2 separate regions of the Mus musculus genome follow, and region 1 is linked to region 2. Evidence: chromatin loops called from intact Hi-C (ENCODE). Cell type or tissue: gastrocnemius. All regions are shown on one strand.

The links. Hi-C counts contacts between places; a loop is a spot of excess contacts. Peaks named below come from ENCODE experiments on the same cell type or tissue, not always from the same donor. Only the 100,000 strongest peaks of a DNase experiment are listed, where the experiment ranks them.
Region 1: it touches region 2 in a loop (2.8-fold over the local background); 11 of 42 quality-filtered maps call a loop at or near these places.

What each region holds. Positions count from the first base shown.
Region 1 is chr12:100,184,023-100,186,522 of GRCm38, reverse strand. No RefSeq gene overlaps it. Among named protein-coding and RNA genes, the nearest start is that of Gm10433, 2.7 kb to the left of the region's middle. In gastrocnemius, a CTCF peak has its summit at 1,301 (motif pointing left); no DNase peak of the experiment used is centred here; H3K4me3 peaks cover 265 bases; H3K27ac peaks cover 806 bases.
Region 2 is chr12:100,478,986-100,481,485 of GRCm38, reverse strand. The region is part of intron 3 of Ttc7b (tetratricopeptide repeat domain 7B); the gene reads left to right. Gm36375 reads left to right here. Exons shown (of 2, transcript XM_006516439.4): 2 at 1-2,500. Among named protein-coding and RNA genes, the nearest start is that of Gm36375, 15 kb to the left of the region's middle. In gastrocnemius, a CTCF peak has its summit at 1,339 (motif pointing right); a DNase peak (open chromatin) is centred at 1,380; H3K4me3 peaks cover 566 bases; H3K27ac peaks cover 2,500 bases.

The sequences.
Region 1 (2,500 bases), 290 kb after region 2:
CTGAATTCTTTAAATTGACTGCCCTGGTTTGTGTATCCAGGTTTTCTCCATTCCTGTACCCCTGCAAGATTCCTGGATTGATCAACATCTACTTACATGGGTGTGTCAATTTGTCTTTGACTAACAAGAGTACACACACTAAGTGTAGATTTTTCCGATTAGATAATGCATCTAGAAGCAGTTTTTTCTTTCTTTCTTTTTTTTTTTTTTTTACTACAAGCCACACACTCTGATTTGCAAGTTATTGCTATTCTTAATCTAACTAGTTTTGAACAACTGTTGACTTGCATACCTTTTAAGAATATGTAAACCATCACCTTAACTGAGTGCCTATCAAGACAATGCCAGAGTGCGCTGAGCTCATGGACGTTGCAAAAGAAAGAAACTTGGAGCTTTGCATAATCTCTACATAGCAACAACCACTCATATCGCTAACAGACAGTATTTCAGCGTTTGGCAGCCGGTGCTAGGAGTTTTCACTTGCTTCGAGAAATAAAGCCGAGAAGTCTTCAGGGGCTGGATTCCTTCAGTGGTTTTGTGATAAATTTATCTCACACAGTTCTGAGGATTGCATGATCTGTGAATGTGTCAAGACTGCAAACTGTAGAACCATGGATACAAGGTCAGGCAATTGCTAAGTACTTAACCTGTACTCTCTGACCGTAAGAGAGGAAGACTGTCCATCCACAGATTGACTCATATCTAAAAGAAACCTTAAACAATACTTTTAAGGTTTATTTGTGTGTGTGTGTGTGAGTGTTTTGTTTGCATGTCTGCCTATGCACCGTGTGTGTGCCTGGTGTCCTTGGAGGCCAGAAGAGGGCTCCAGATCGCCTAGATCTGAAGTTTCAGACAGTCATGGGCTGCAGTTTAGGTGCTGGGAATCAAACTGGAGCCTCTGGAAGCAGACCAGTTAAAAGCAAGTGTTCTTAACCCACACGCCATCTCTCTAGCCCTGACACTGCTTTTCTTAATGTAAGTATGTTTAGGATAGTCTTATACAGAGTTGGTATGATGGGCTCATAAGGCAATTATTACAATGTCAAACTTTCCTAGTTTTACCATTGGTTGTGTCTGATAAAGCCCACCCTCTGTCCTAGGTAAACCAGACAACGAATCTCCTTTGAACTGTTTCTAATGCCTTAAGATGAATAGAAAACATCCAATGCCTTAAGATGGGAGGATGAAGGGCTGGAGAGATGGCTCAGTGGTTAAGAGCACTGACTGCTCTTCCAGAGGTCCTGAGTTCAATTCTCAACAACCACATGGTGGCTCACAACCACAGCAATGGGATCTGATGCCCTCTTCTGGTGAGTCTGAGGACAGTGACTGTGTACTCACATACATAAAATAAATAAAACCTTTATTTAAAAAAAAAAAAAAAGAAAGAAAGAAAGGATGAACAGAGTGAAAACAAAGACAGAGTGGTTTGGGTTCCTTTCTGGAGTTTGATGGGCACGAGGAAATAAATGCATTTCTAGAGTCAAACGTAACTTCTGTCTGCTGGTTTTCTTTCTCAGTCCCTGCACATAGTTTTGGGCTTTAAGGTTCTTAAATTTTTTTTTCCTGTTAAATTGCTATTTTTAGTCTATTTAAGATAAGGCTTTGCTATATAGCTTATGCTGCGTGAAAGTTTCTGTATAAGAAAACCTACAGAACTAATACTTCTATATTAGTGGCTTGGAATTCTTCTGAGTGGCTGGGATTATGGGTATGGGCTTTATGCCCGACTCTTGTAGTCATTTCAGAATCCTGCTTTCATAGATTGGCCTACTACACCTCTCATGCTGGTGGGCTTTGCTGCTGGAGTCACAATTCATGCAGGCAGCATTTAGAGTTCGGTAAAAGGCAAAGCGCATTTTCTGTCCTAGTTCGTGGAGCCTCTGAATTTTCTCCATGGAGTCCAGGTTAAGGACAATTCACTCTCCGCTTCTCCATTGCCGTTCTGGCTCCACTTTTGTCCCCTTCTGTTTTCTGACCTCTCCAGCCTTCAGTTCAACAAGCCACCACTGCTTTCTGTATTACACGCCTGTCTGGTTTTGCTGTAATCTTGCTTAGTCTACAGCAGATTGTCATGGGTTTAGTGCTTTTTTAGGAAGGGCAGACGTTTATTTCTCACGGTTCTGTGGCTGAGAAGTGCATCATCAAGGCAACATCAGACTGGAGTCTGGCGGAGGCTCCTCCCGCTAATACAGTGCCTTTCTGTTTCATCCTCATAGGGTGTGAGGTCAAAGGCCAGAGGGACACCGATGCTCTGCTTCATGTGGCAGAGGAGATGAAAGGCCCAGGCAGCTCTGACGCCTCTTTTATAAGGAAGTTGAACCCACTCACCAGGGCACAGCCCTCATGACTAATCACTTCCCTTTTTTATGGTATAAGTTCCAGCATAACTTTGGAAGGGACACACAGTCACGTTTTGGCACATTCCCATCCCTGGTTCTATCTCATGCCCTTGGTTTAATCTGTAGCCCAGATAATCAACCACATCTACCTGGATCAT
Region 2 (2,500 bases):
TCTAGGCTGGGCAGTGAAGCTGTGCCATGTCCACGCTGCTTGCCTTGCTTCTGTGTACAGAGGAGGGGTGGAGCTGCCTCACAGGCTACCCTACCCGCACGAGACCGTTTGTTAGCTTTGCCCTGGCATGCCGGGTACACAACTGGTCATGAACTCTACTCGGATAGACACTGGTTGTTAAGTCGGAAGTGAGGGAATTTCAGCGTGTCTGAAATCCTGTCTATTTAGATGAATATAGATGTGGTCCAGCATGCTTTGAAGCACATAATCTTGTCTGTGGCTCCTTTCCTGCTGACCCTCACCTCCAGGTCTGTGGACTGCCTCCCATCTGTCTGGCTAAAGAGCCTTTGTAATGCAGTTAGCTCTTGCACTGTGGCAGTCGGGTTCCTCCTAGAATCTCCTAGGGGCCCGGACTTGCACCAAGTCTGATTTGGGCTATCACCCGGCCTGGCTCTTGTGTTTTGACTAATTGGATCCCAGGTGCAAGCCTTGCTTGGTCACAACCCCTCCTAGTCTTCTGTGGCTGCCAAACCATGTCTAGTGCTCATTTTCTTCCCCCAGATATTCATGATGTGTTGGAAATGAAGAAGAAAACACACACACCCATATTTGGAAAGCTCAGAGCTCTCTTGGGGGCGGGAGCAGGGCACAGACTGTTCTGTGGACAGCGAGGTGTTGCAGTGTGGCGTAGGGTGTAGCTGTTCACAGCGGGCTGGGGAGAGCGCAGAGCAGGAGAAACAGGAAGCCCCACTTTGGCTGCATGTCCCTGCCCTGTGCCTTGCCCAGTGCCCATGAGAGGTGGCAGCTTCTGTGCAGAGAGGCCTCAGGGTATGTAGGGACTACTGAATGCTGGGTTCTGGGATGTAGTACTAAATTATTGGTGGTGATTGCATCTTGCAAGGTGTCCTAAACATGTCCTAACCACTTGGCCCTATTCCCCTTGATCCTTGCTACCCTAAAGACAAGCATGGCTACAGGCCCCATTTAAGAGAGCTGGTGGGAAGATTCATCACTCCACCTCTTCACGGTTGTGTCACCGTGAGACTGCACACCCTTAGTGACAGAGGTTGATCCTGGTTGTGTTGAGGTCCTTTGAACAGCAGCTCTTAGAACCAGTGTAGACTCTGCAGGAGGTTGTGGACAGACAGCCTTTACTAAACAGTGCAGGCAGCCCTCAGACTTTTTTGTTTAAGGATATCTGGGACACTTTGGAGTTCCGGACAGGTTTTAAAAATCCAGAACCCAGAATTATATAGCAAGATGATAAACCAAAAGCTGTGGCTTAGGGCCACATCTGTCAGGATCACAACTTTTTGCAGGGGTCAGAGGTCGTTCTGCAGTAGGTGGGCAACTGCCACCAGGGGTCGCAGGAGCCTCATCAAGACTCAGACAGGAACCACTGTAGCGCATGCGCAATTGCTCCTTTCCAGGTGCATCACATACCTTACTTAAATTTACATGCCTCAGTACAGGGGAACACCAGGGCCAAGAAGTGGGAGTGGGTGGGTAGGGGAGTGGGGGGGGGGCATGGGGGACTTTTGGGATAGCATTTGAAATGTAAATGAAGAAAATACCTAATTTAAAAAAAAAGAAAAAAAAAGAGTTTTAAACATGTCCAATAGCTTATAAGACAATAATAGTTTTTGACTCTGGACTTTAAAGACATGCCTAGTTCTTTAAATTGTGATCAATAACATATTTTCAGACCCAGCAGTAAAACCAATCAACCTGAAAAAAAAATTATCTGCTTGCCATTTGTGTCTTAATACCTTATAGTTCCTACCCTGCTCCAAGGCAGGCTGACTTAGCGTCCCTATAGGCCGAGCTGGCATTTGCAGTTTCGGAGACTGAGGTCACTGGGTTATTAAACGGGAGTTCAGAGATGCATGGAGAAAATTGAGCTGCCTGGGCTTCTCTGTTAAACTGGAACTATAGTGAGGAGGGTCCAGGAATGCCCTGCACTCTCTAGGAGGAAGCTCCATAGCCTGTAGTTGTTCAGCTGGGTCACACCCAGGCTTATCAGCCTGTCATGAATGCCTGGGACAGCTTTAGCAGAGACTGAGTTTACACAGGGACCTTTGAAAAGGGAAAGAAAACATGAGATCGTTAGCGGGGATCGTGCCCTGTATCCTCCTGGGTGAAGGTCCGTGGTAGTAAGGAAGCCCATGTGAAAGCGCCAGGGTTTCCTGACGGGTTCTTTGAAGCAACAGAATCTTGTCTTAAGCTTTAGCAATCGCGTGTTTACAAATGAACATGACCTTCTAGGTGAGCAGTAGAACAAGACAGTTCTCTGATCTTTGGGGGTTTGTGTCCCAAGAAGCTACTGAAGTAGAAAGCTCACGAATCAGTGCCTGAGACCGTGTGAGACACCGGACACAGCCTCAACTCCCCTGTGCTTATGTCCCCTGTGTCTAGAGAGCGTGCAGGAGACCAGAGAAGCCTCATTGCGTTTCTTTGAAAAGCTGCTTTCTGCATTTGAAGCTCTGAGATCCCTTTGGAT